Linked DNA regions of Homo sapiens: regions 1, 2 and 4 are each linked to region 3. A link is a contact called in ENCODE Hi-C or POLR2A ChIA-PET data. All regions are on one chromosome and are shown on one strand. The core of a region is the stretch at or near the end of the contact, and the rest is flanking DNA. Distances in the headings are between cores, read along the strand shown.

The links. Hi-C counts contacts between places; a loop is a spot of excess contacts on that map. ChIA-PET counts read pairs that join two places held with the same protein, here RNA polymerase II (POLR2A).
Region 1: a loop to region 3 is called in a map of HepG2, with 116 times the contacts of the local background. The contact joins two enhancer-like sites. A Hi-C loop is called at or near these places in 8 of 168 maps with a recorded cell type or tissue (GM12878, GM13976, HAP-1 and 5 more). POLR2A ChIA-PET finds 5 or more read pairs at or near these places in 1 of 52 experiments (activated B cell).
Region 2: a map of transverse colon shows a loop between it and region 3 (72-fold over the local background). The contact joins the promoter of NBPF1 here to the enhancer-like site in region 3. A Hi-C loop is called at or near these places in 13 of 168 maps with a recorded cell type or tissue (GM12878, GM13976, HAP-1 and 7 more).
Region 4: a loop to region 3 is called in a map of GM23248, with 90 times the contacts of the local background. The contact joins two enhancer-like sites. A Hi-C loop is called at or near these places in 3 of 168 maps with a recorded cell type or tissue (GM12878, GM23248 and HL-60/S4).

The regions. Positions count from the first base shown.
Region 1 is chr1:16,636,751-16,639,555 of GRCh38, forward strand. It overlaps the pseudogene CROCCP2. Among named protein-coding and RNA genes, the nearest start is that of NBPF1, 25 kb to the left of the region's middle. RefSeq lists enhancers at 1-313, 1,288-2,179. Within about 2 kb of position 1,446, at least 2 of the 41 ENCODE cell types and tissues checked have a DNase peak (open chromatin) inside an H3K27ac peak, as active enhancers do.
Region 2 is chr1:16,612,131-16,615,101 of GRCh38, forward strand. It overlaps NBPF1 (NBPF member 1), which reads right to left and starts at 1,434. Exons shown (of 18, transcript NM_001405701.2): 1 at 1,208-1,434. RefSeq lists an enhancer at 1,278-2,235.
Region 3 is chr1:234,774,310-234,777,078 of GRCh38, forward strand. It overlaps LOC107985364 (a long non-coding RNA gene), which reads left to right. Exons shown (of 3, transcript XR_001738532.2): 3 at 795-2,769. Among named protein-coding and RNA genes, the nearest start is that of LINC02961, 16 kb to the left of the region's middle. RefSeq lists an enhancer at 2,459-2,769. Within about 2 kb of position 1,367, at least 6 of the 41 ENCODE cell types and tissues checked have a DNase peak (open chromatin) inside an H3K27ac peak, as active enhancers do.
Region 4 is chr1:16,902,775-16,905,517 of GRCh38, forward strand. No RefSeq gene overlaps it. Among named protein-coding and RNA genes, the nearest start is that of RNU1-2, 8.2 kb to the left of the region's middle. RefSeq lists enhancers at 1,054-1,333, 1,520-2,159, 1,804-1,853, 1,954-2,003, 2,160-2,743 and a silencer at 2,540-2,743. Within about 2 kb of position 1,476, at least 41 of the 41 ENCODE cell types and tissues checked have a DNase peak (open chromatin) inside an H3K27ac peak, as active enhancers do.

The DNA of each region.
Region 1 (2,805 bases), core at 196-2,695, about 220 Mb before region 3:
TGTGAGCCACTGCACCTGGCCTATCTGTGGCATTTATGAGACATATGGAAAATTTAGACGCTGGCTATTTGATGATATTAAGAAAAGATTATTAAACCAGGTGCAGTTTCTCATGCCTGTAATCCCAGCACCTTGGGAGGCCAAGGCAGGAGGATCACTGGGGCACAGGAATTCTAGACCCGTCTGGGCAACAAAGTGAGAACTCGACTCTACGAGAAATAAAAAAATCAGCAAGCCTGGTGGCATGGACCCGTGGTCCCAACTGCACAGGACCTGAGGTAGGAGGATTGCTTCAGACCAGGAGGCCAAGGCTGCAGTGAGCCATAAAGAAAAGAAAAGATTACTAACTAAAAGTAAGTCCTTGATATCAGCCAGATGACACTAAATCCCATCCATTCCCCTGAGCTCACAGGGGGGCTGCCTAGACTCCAGAAAAAAGGCTGTGCCTAGTCCTAGACTCTGGCATGCAGGAGGTCAGAAGGCTGAATTCTCCACTAAACTCAAAAGTATAACCAGTCCAGACTGGGTGTGGTGGCCCGTGCCTGTAATCCCAGCACTTTGGGAGGCCGAGGCGGGCAGATCACCTGAGGTCAGGAGTTCGGGACGAGCCTGGCCACATGGTGAAACCCCATCCCTACTAAAAACACAAAAATTAGCTGGGCGTGGTGGCACATTCGTATAATCCCCGCTACTCGGGAGGCAGAGGCAGGAGAATCGCTTGAACCTTGGTGGGGCAGAGGTTGTAGTAAGCCGAGATCGTGTCATTGTACTTCAGCCCGGGCAACAAGAGTAAGACTCTGTCTCAAAAAAAAAAAAAAAAAAAAAGTATGTGGCCGGGTGCGGTGGCTCACGCCTGTAATCCCAGCACTTTGGGAGGCTGAGGCGGGCAGATCATGAGGTCAGTAGTTCAAGACCAGCCTGGCCAACATGGTGAAATTGCGACTCTACTAAAAATACAAAAAGTAGCTGGGCGTGGTGGCATGTGCCTGTAATACCAGCTACTTGGGAGGCGGAGGCAGGAGAATTGCTTGAACCTGGGAGGCGGAGGTTGCAGTGAGCCATGATCGCACCACTGCACTCTAGTCTGGGTGACAGAGCAAGACTCCGTCTCAAAAAAAAAAAAAAAAAAAAAAAGTAGCCCTCTCTAAGTCTTAATTCCTTCATCTGTAAAAACAGAATAATGACTTATGTTAGAGATGCTGTGAAGAGCCCAGGGAATAACAAGTGCTGTCTGCATACCACATAACCTGTCCGCTCTCAAAGGTGGCTGGGCTGATGATGTCTGGAAGAAGAAGGCTGGGAGAAATGCTGGTTCCCAAAGTGGTCAGTACCAAGGCCACCTAGTCCAACCCTTGCCCCTAGGCCTGTGGTTCCTTTGGGGCAGATTCCAGTCTCGCCACCACCCAGCCAGGGGAGTCTGTGTTGAATGGGCCATGTCCTGGAAGTATGAAAGGCTCAGCCCTCTGAGCTGCTGGATGGCTCTGTCCTGTACCCGCCAGTCCATAAATGGTCAGCAGAGCACATGGCCCACCTACCCGAGCCAAAGGAGTTGGGAAAAATCTGTCTGGGTGGCCCCCTCATCCTCTCAACACACAGGCCTAGAGGGAAAAGGGTACTGTCTAATGCCAGTCAGTGCTGTCCTGAGCTCAGCTGCTAAGAATAGCAGGGAGTGAGGTGGTGGTAACCAGCAGGACTCAGGCAGAACAGAGGCCCATTACACACCTGGCTGCCCACAGGCTGCCACCACCTGCTCTTCCACCTTTCATGCCAGTTCCTACCCTACTCATCCACACAGACAGAAAGCTCTGGAAGGGGACGAAGGTGGCACAAAGCACCCTGACAAAGTAGCCACTACCCAGGCTCAGGGATCACATATTCCCCCAGTGTAAGCCACTCCCAGCCCTGAGCTGTAGGAGCAGAGATGCACAAAGGCCCCTCCCCACTGCTGCTCTGTCCCAGGCCAAGGCCAGGTGGTGGCTATGCAGTCGGGGTGCTCAGCTAGTAGCATAGAAGGCTAAAGCCAACCCCATCTCTGAATACCCCAGTGGACCAAGGATAAAGGAGCCTTTCTCAAAAGCAGTTACAGGCCAAGCATGGTGGCTCACACCTGTAGTCTCAGCACTTTGGGAGGCTGAGGTGGGAGAATCACTTGAGCCCAGGGGTTTGAGACCAGCCTGGGTGCCACAGTAAGACCCTGCCTCTTAAAAAAAAAAAAAAATTTAGCTGGGTGCTGTGGCATGTGCTTGTGGTCCCAGCTATGTGGGAGGCTGAGGTGGGAGGATTCCTTGAGCCTGGAACTTTGAGGTTGCAGTGAGCTATGACTGGGACATAGCGAGACCCTGCCTCAAAAGAAAACAGTTCTTAACAAGCCCACACTTGGAGTGGCTACTCTTGTACCTGACCCCCAAAGTCGTGTGCCTGATCCTGAGAGCAGACTGCACATATCTGTGGGCAGTCGGCCTGAGACAGCCACCACTGAGTGCCTACAGCACGGCCCATTTGGCCAAGACCAGCAACTTCCCTGACCTTTTTGGATCTCCTAGGTCCCAGTTCAGGGCCCTGAATCCCCACAACCACTGACTGACGGCCCTACCACCTGCTGTCTCTCCTGGCGGCCACAGCAGCAGCAGCAGCAGCAGGACCATCTCTGGTATCACATGAGGTAGGGATCAGATGGCTCTGAGAACAGGCCAGGACTGAGTATGGGGTGGGGGTGGGCAGGAACTCTCTGCAAGCAGGCACTTTCTGACCACCACAATTGCTTAAATAGAACAGGTAATGATGCTGCCTTTTGGACCTGCCTAA
Region 2 (2,971 bases), core at 184-2,683, about 220 Mb before region 3:
CAGGCACACGCCACCACACACAGCTAACTTCTGTATTTTTAGTAGAGAAAGGGTTTTGCCACATTGCCCAGGCTGGTCTGGAAATCCTGGGCTCAAGTGATCTACCCACCTTGGCGTCCCAAAGTGCTGGGATTACAGGTGTGATCACTGCGCCCGGGCCACCTGCACATGTAAAATTGTGAACTTCTGTATACTTCAGTAACTTTTCCAAGATTTCTTTGACGCAAAGTTCTCAGAAATCTTAAAGCTAGCATTTCAGAATAGAAAAAGTAGCTTCTGGTTCACTAGTGAAATTTTACCAATAGAATTTAAAAACAAAAAGCTACTAACGCATATCAGCTCAGAACACTACCAGCAGATCTTTTCTTTAACTTCCTGAAGCACTGGGATTCATTCTTTTGGCAAAGAAAGGATGAACAACACTGTAACCCAAAGAAAAGATACCACTGCCAGAAAAGACTTCTTTTCGAAAGCAGCTCTAAGCAAAAGATAGGAGGAAAACAAGGAAGCCAGGCCAAACGTCTTGGTTAACTCTCCGCTGAAAGGACGCCACATGAGATGATCTAAGAAGCCAGCCAGCCAGCCAGACGCAGGGAAATCACAGCAACTCTTTGGAGTGCAAACAGCAACCCCACAATCCAATCTACCCGAAATCCTGCGGTTCATTTGAGGCTTGCCCCGCTAGTCAGGAGGTGATTCAGTGATGGCTACAAATGCTGCTCATGTGCATCCTGGAGCTGGCACACCTGGCTTGCCCATCACCAGCCTGGAGACACCGCCAGGAGCAGAAGCCCGGAGGCCAGTAAAGACCCCAACTTTGCAAGTCAGGGGCGCGAGCGCGCTCGCCTCTCAGGTCCGCAGAGGGAACGGATTTCTGGCCTGGAGGGTGGGGTGCGGGGTCAGTGTCCTCTACAGGATATAGGAGGACGTGCCCCCGAAGCTGCTCCGTCCCTCCACCCCCTGGGATGCCACAGAACACCCGCCAGCGAGTTTCTTCCCCAGCGCCCACGAGAGTTGGGCTGCGGGCGGCAGCGGCAGGCGAAGAATCCAGCGCGGGGAACTCAGGCCCCGGCGGTGCACGACCCCCCACAGCCCCCACCCGCCCCCGCGCTCGCGCAACAAAACTTGCCACGGCCGCGCCTCGACCCAGCTGTGCGCCCGCGGGTCCCGGATTCACCGCCCGCCCAGCCTGGCGCGGCGCCCTCACCTCAGAAACGCTGGGTGGACTTCGCGTAACTTCCCATTCACAGGGCAGCCGGCAGCCGCGCCGCCGCGCCTCGGCCCAGCTCCTGGCGCCGCAGATCGCCCGTCCCGCGTTCCCAAAAGCACCGCGCTCGCTCAGAAGCTCGGGCAGCCTCGCGACCCTCACCTACGCCTCCCAGTACCGCCGCTGTCTCAACCGCCACCCAGCCCCTCGCCTGCGCCTGCGCCTGCAGCCCACTGGCTCCTCAGGATCCCGATGGGCGTGTCAGGATAACCCAAGGCGCAGGCGCGGCGGGGCCTTAAAGGGACCCGGCGGCCTCTTCTGCACAACGGGTTCGAGCAGGTTAGGGGCCGCGCAGGCGGAGGAAAGGAGTAACCCAGGGGAAGGACCGAGTGCAGCGGGGACGGGGAAATCCCTCTCTCCCCTCCGCCTGTCTTTCAAAGCACCAGCCCTCGACCCTCCAAATCGCTGGTTTCCCCGGCCACTTGAACAGCCCCTGCCAGGTTGAAGAGGCAGGAGACACACCCCCTCTGGGGCTGGAGCGACCCCGCGCTTAGGACTGCAGGCCTCGCGCTGCCGCACCGCCCCGAATCTGACTTCCAGGCACGGGCACGCGGTGCAGTCGGGCAGGCTTCAGAAGAGCCCCCAGCTCTCCCAGAGGTGGCCTTAGGTCACTCTCAAAAAGAATAACCAATGTGTCAATGGCACTTGTAGTTATTTTCTAATTTAAATTTATTAACAGATTTTGCAGATGGGCTTCCACTGAAATAAGCCTTTGAGAAAAAGAAAAACTTTTTTTTTCAACAGGATTAGAATACCAAGAAATAGGAAGTAAAGCCATGCCGTCCACCCAGCTAAAAACTTTGAAAACTTGATATTTTATCTAAGGCAAATGTTTGCATAACTTTAGGTCATGCCATTATTTAAAGTCAATTTCAGTTAACAATTTCATTGCAACTGAATCTATCTTGTATAAGAAAACTAAGATACATCCCTGATAATCTACCTCTCCCCTCCTATACTCCATCCGTCAGCAAATCCTACTGGTTTTTACCTTCCAAATTTTCCTTGAATCTGTCCTCTTCTATCTCCTCCGTCACCACCCTAGTCTAGGCTGCCTTCACCTGGGGAGTGAGGGTCGAGGGACTACTGACCTAGTCTTCTTGTGGTTTACCCATATCCCCTTTATCGCCTCTCTAATCTCAACACAACAGGCAGAGTGGCTTTTCCAAAATATAATGTGACCGTGTCACTTCCCAGCCTAAAGCACTTAAACACCTTCCCATTCTCTTAGACAAAACCTCCTAACTAACCAAGCCCCGAATGGCCAGGCGCCTTGCCCACTTCTTCATCTCTTCTCACTACTCAGACCAATTCTGTTCTGCTCTCTCTGCTCCAGCCAAACTGGCCTCTTTTATTCCCTATTTACCAGCTTCCTGGCCTCCACAGAGCTTTTGCTCATGCTTTGCTCTGTGCCTGGAAAGTTCTTCTAACCCCTATTCTTCTGAGAACAGCTGTAGTCTCCACCTCTGAAAAGCACCTTCTGACCTCCCTATGGTGGTCCCTTACTCCTATCACATTGCATGAAACTGTAATCGGGTGGTTATTTTGGTGAATTTTTTACTATCGGCTACGTAAGCCCAGGGTTTGGTTTTGTTTGCTTCATGATTTGTATTTCCACATTTGTTAAATACATATTTGTTCATAAATGAGAATGATGGATGCTAGAAGTTGAAGTAAATTTGGCATAAAGTCAGAGAAAGAGAA
Region 3 (2,769 bases), core at 117-2,616:
AAAGAGTTGGGGGAACTTGAGAGAAATGAGCCAGATGTTACCATGAAAGCAGTTATAAATCCTAACCTTGTTTGTAAAGGGAGCAGGCTCAGCCAGGATGCTGGACATTGGTCTCACCTGGAGAACTCAGGCTTCTCTTCCCACTGTAAGGTCAGCTGATTTGCAGCCTCAGCTCCTCCTGCAACCTTCCTTTGCCTTTGCCGTGTAACCTAACACATTCCCAGATTCCGGGGATTAGGGTCTACACATCTTTAGGGGGCATTATTCTGTTGAGGGTCAGTGGTGTCCTTAGCACTGAGACAGTTACTTGTCTGTCTCCACAGTTTATTTGTTAGGACATATGACCAGGCAATAGTTGCTCTGTATAGTAGAAATACAGTCAAATAATAGTGTAAATTAAATTGATAATACACATTTACTATCTGCCAGATATAAGCACTTCACTTCATGCGTGTTAACACTCATTTAAGACTCATGATAGTTCCATGAGTTAGGTACTATTATTAGCTCCACTGTACAGACGAGGGAAAGTATAGGGTGTATCCATGGTTGGGAAACGGTGGAGATAGTGTTAGAACCCAGGCCTCTGGCCCAGGTTCCAGATTCTTAGCTAATAGGATTAGAAAAATACAGGGGTGTTGCCCTCCAAATACCAAGGACAAGACACAAAGGCAAAGTGCCTTCCTGGACCCTTCTTCCCCACCATGCCCCTGTGGAGCCAATGGCCCTGTCTGTTATATCAAGGCCCTGAACAGCAGGGAAAGGTGACTCAGAGAGTTCTGTTCACCCTACAGGCCTTGACGCCATCCAAGACCTGACCACATGAAGTTGAGCTTTCAGCTATGGGGAGCCAGAAACACACCCTGCCTTGCGTGCTCAGCTTGGACTGTAACAGTACAAGCCCAGTGACAGCTGGTGCCTGGAAACCATCTTGCTGCTGTTTCCTGTGAGTGGAGAGGATCTTCTTCTGCAGAGGAGAGGAAACAGTGTCATCAACTGGGGTGTGTTCCTATGCTTCCAAGGATCCTGGAGTCATCTGCTGGAAGGGGAGACAGTGAACTCTGCAAGGGGAAGTTGGCTATGTATTTTCGTGCCCCTCAGTAGTCAAATCCTATGGAAACAAACAAGGCTGGTCTCTGTAGATGGGACCTCCCACCCACGTAGGGTCAGTTTTTTCCCCAGAATAACAGAGGGAAGGCAGGGCCAGAAACATGGTTTGGGAGTTGCTCTCCTAGAGACCCTGGACTGTTTCAGGGCTCATCGCCTCCTTGGTCCAAGACGCAGTAGCTGGGCCCAGTTGACAAAAGCAGCTCCAAACAAGAGGGCATGAAGAACCAACTCGAAAGCTCCTCGGGGCCCCAGGGAAGTAGGACGGAGAGAACCTCAACCACCAAGTTCCGCAAATTTCACAAGTTTATTACAAACCCCAGAAGTGTTGTTGGGTTGCTTAAAAACGATTTAATTTTTGCAATCTCCCGAAGAGAGCGGGTGCCCCAAATTAAAACTGATGTTTCAAAAATAATAGCTATGAGGATGAAAGACAGTCCTTCTCATGGGAGGGGAGCAAGGAGGTGCACAGAGAAGCACCCTAGTGTCAAAGCTGTAGGGAGCCCTTTCTTGTGATGTATGAGTCTTAGGAGTCTGTTGCCATGATGGGGCCCATTCTCCCGTTATCTAACCAGAATAGTCACCTTCTTGTGATTCACCTAGAAATCTGATTCTTATCAGAACTCTGAGCAACACAAGGGAGGAGGAGGCCTCCTGATGTCATGGAGAAAAGAATGAGCTATCGCATCAGATGGGCCTGGATCTGAATCACAGCTCAGCCACTTATACTTACTTTGTACCCCTGACAAGTTACTTAAGTTAACTGAGCCTCCGTTACCTCAATTGCAAAATGAAGATCAACAGCACTGATCTTGCTTGGTTCCAGGGATGCTTGGTTCCAGGGATGAGATGGTTGTGCTGTTAAGCATGAAAACTGGTACCTATGGGACCTTGACGATAGTTGCTACTATTACTGTTGCTTTTCATGTCATTATTGCCAGCATGAATATGATCCTCAAAGTGGCCTTCCTCATACAATTCTCACAAGTCCAGCGGTAAAGGAATTGAGTATATGAAACTTCATACATGTCAGAGCTCTCTTTGGAGGGTCCAGCGGTGGGGTACCAAGGTGGAGCTCCAGTTACAGCATGTACTTCCCCAGGCACAGGGCACCGTCCTCAACAGCTGGCATCATTGCACCTGCAGCATCTGCCCCTTCCCAGAGCCTCTCTCTTACGCTTTTCACATCACTGGAGAAGCAGCTTGCAGGACCACACCGTATTTCACTTTTACGGTGCAAAGCCAGAAGGTGCCCAAAGGAGAAGCACCTACTCCCGTGGTGAGAAGGTGGGCACAGGTGCAGCTGCGACTCACCAAGAGCCAGGCTGCCAGCCACACAGCCAGGGACACCGCAATGGGGGAAGGGGCAGCAAGGATGTGTCAAAGATATTCCTTTCCAAATGACTTTGGTTGAAAGAAATGCTTCCGGTTCGTAACCTGGCCTCACATTTTATAGCTAAATATGAGCCGGGTGCGTTGATGGAGCCATTTTTGACATATTTCAATTGCACTGATTGCCTGACATCATTCAAGTCACCCACGTTTCCCCAGCACAGGCCACACACTCGGGTAGATTCAGTTATTTTCACGAGGACAGCCTCCCCAGCCCTGCAGAAGTCATTGTCTTTTTCTGGGCAGCCCCTGTGGATGGATTCAGCTGCA
Region 4 (2,743 bases), core at 226-2,725, about 220 Mb before region 3:
AATGCCCAAAAGCTGATGTACTCAAATTATAATACACTTACCTGTTCTGCACCAGCATTTATTTTTGTCTGGAGGAGATCACCATCCATGGTCCTGTAAATGTCTAACGGCATGGAATGATGAAGGGCAGTGTCTTTTAGGATATTTGGTTATATCTATATATATGGCTCTGAAGAAACCCAACATTGGGCGAGTTCCCTCAAACTTTTCACTAGGCATGACCACTGCTCTATTTTAGATAGAGATTCTGTGGGGCAAAACCTGAGAATTATCTGCCTGGCTATCAAGAAGATAGCTCCTTGCATTTTTTTGGGGAGAACACTTGCTTCAAGGGAGTGTTTCCTCCCAGGATTACAAATCTTTTTGTAACCTCAGGAAACATTGCTGATGAAAACCAGGCATGGTGGCTCTGGCCTGTAATCCCAGTGACTCAGGGGCTGAGACAGGAGAATCACTTAAGCCAAAGAGTTTGAGGCTGCAGTGAGCTATGATGGCGCCACTGCACTCCAGCCTGAGCCACAGAGCCAGACACTGTCTCTGAAAGAAAAAGAAAAAGAAAGAAAAACATTGCTGATGAAACTGCGGCCTCTTTTGCAGCTCTATAAAAAGGTATTTAGTCACTGGCTAAGGTTGTACTAGATAATCACATCACTTTAGGTGATACATTTAGCTGAGCAGGGAGATGTGTGGTGGCAAATACCTTTTGTTGCATATACATATACATTTCCCATGTAGTAGAACCTTCTCTAGAAAAAATCAGAAAAGAAGCCACTTGGCTGCAAGAAATCACTAAAGAAGAAATGGGGTTTGATGTTTTCCCTGATGTTTTCAGTTGGCTGAAACATCAAATCCCAGTTCCCTGGTTCCCTTACTGTTCCAGGATACAGATTCTCTTTGTGATGATCATTCTTGTATGCATTATATTTCTACTACTCAAATTATTAATGTTATGTATTTCTCATTGTTTTACTTCTTTTGAGAAACTAAATTCATGGTACTCTGAAAACTAGAGATGATTCAACAAGTGACAGCAACTATAGAATTGGCCGAGATATCTCTCTCTCTCTCTCTCTCTCTTTTTTTTTTTTTTTTTCCATGTTGTGATGCCACACCAGTTCAGCTTTTGGACGCTGTTAAAAAGAGAGGTCTCCTTCCCTCCCCTGACCCCCGTGTGGGACAGGACTATCTGGGAATGAGCCATTCTGGCAAGGAGGGACACAGCTTTTGATCGACAATGCTTTCAAGAAATACTTTTTTTTTTTTTAAACGGAGTCTCGCTCTGTCGCCCAGGCTGGAGTGCAGTGGGCGATCTCAGCTCACTGCAAGCTCCGCCTCCCGGGTTCACGCCATTCTCCTGCCTCAGCCTCTGCGAGTAGCTGAGACTACAGGCGCCCGCCACCACGCCAGGCTAATTTTTTTTTTTTATTTTTAGTAGAGACGGGGTTTCACCGTGGTCTCGATCTCCTGACCTCGTGATCGGCCCGCCTCAGCCTCCCAAAGTGCTGGGCTTACAAGCGTCAGCCACCGCGCCCGGCCAAGAAAGACTTTTCATCTAAAGGGAGAATGGGGAAAGAAGAGAACTTTTTTATTTTCAAATTCTCAGGCCCAGCGAGGCATTACATTGAGACAGCAACCACATTCTGCTTCCTTTTTGTACACTACTGTATTTGAAAAACAAAAAAACAAACCTACAAGACTCATAAAACTGGACAACTTTCTTTATAACACTACTACTCGTAAAACCAGTAAGGATGGCTGGTTTGCAGTTATCTGAGCAGCTTCTCTAGTTTCATAGACATGATTTCTCTCTGTTATTAAAGGGCTCCCAATTTTAAGTGGAATGCTACTTCACAAAGATAACCAGGTTTGAAAGGGTCCGGTTTGCTTTGTAATCCGAAACGTTCCAGTCTGCTATTAAAAGCCATTATTTGAAGACGGGTGCACAGGCTTCCAGCTGCCCGCCAGAAGGGTCCTCCGCAGGACACAGGTTAAGTAATCACTTCTTCGGGGGAGACTAGATGCAGGGTCTCGGCGCACCTCCCCAAAAGACAAGGGCGAGACAGAAAGGAGGGACAGGCGGACGTCACTTCCCCCGCCGGCTGCGGCACCGGGTTGGTGGGCTGAGTGGAGGAGGGTGGGGCGGAAGAACAGAAGGGGACTGGGAAAGGCACTGTTGGTGACATCACCGATAGGGCGTTTCTATGTAGATGAGGCAGCGCAGGGGCTGCTGCTTCGCCATGAAGGATTTCCCGTGCTGTAGGAGCAAGTCCGGGACCGCTGGCTGGACGTGAGCGTCCTAGCTGTGCGTTAGGGCTAGGAGGGCTCAGGGTGATTGGGGATTGGCTGGGGTGGTGCTCGGGGCAAGTGACCGTGCGTGTAAAGGGTGAGGCGTATGGAGCTGTGGCGGGGCGGAAGTTCACATGTGTGGTATGTAGAGCACATGTTATGGTTATCAAAGTGGTTTACTGTAAGGCTGAGGGCTATGCATTCTATGGCTATGTTGTTGTCTCTTATTTTTCCAAACGTGGAAACCTCTGTTTTGTAACTTGTAGTAATAAGGTAGAAATTAAAAAGAAAAAGTATTTTCCTGTACTTGCTTGGCTGCAAGGTCAGGAACAGATAGTTTCTGAAAAACCACATCGCTGAGAAATGAGTTCTGGAGACTCTCTTAACAGTCTGTTATCCCTAGGAAGGATAAGAGCAAGAAACAGCAAATGCTTTTATTACCTTCTCTTTTCCCTTT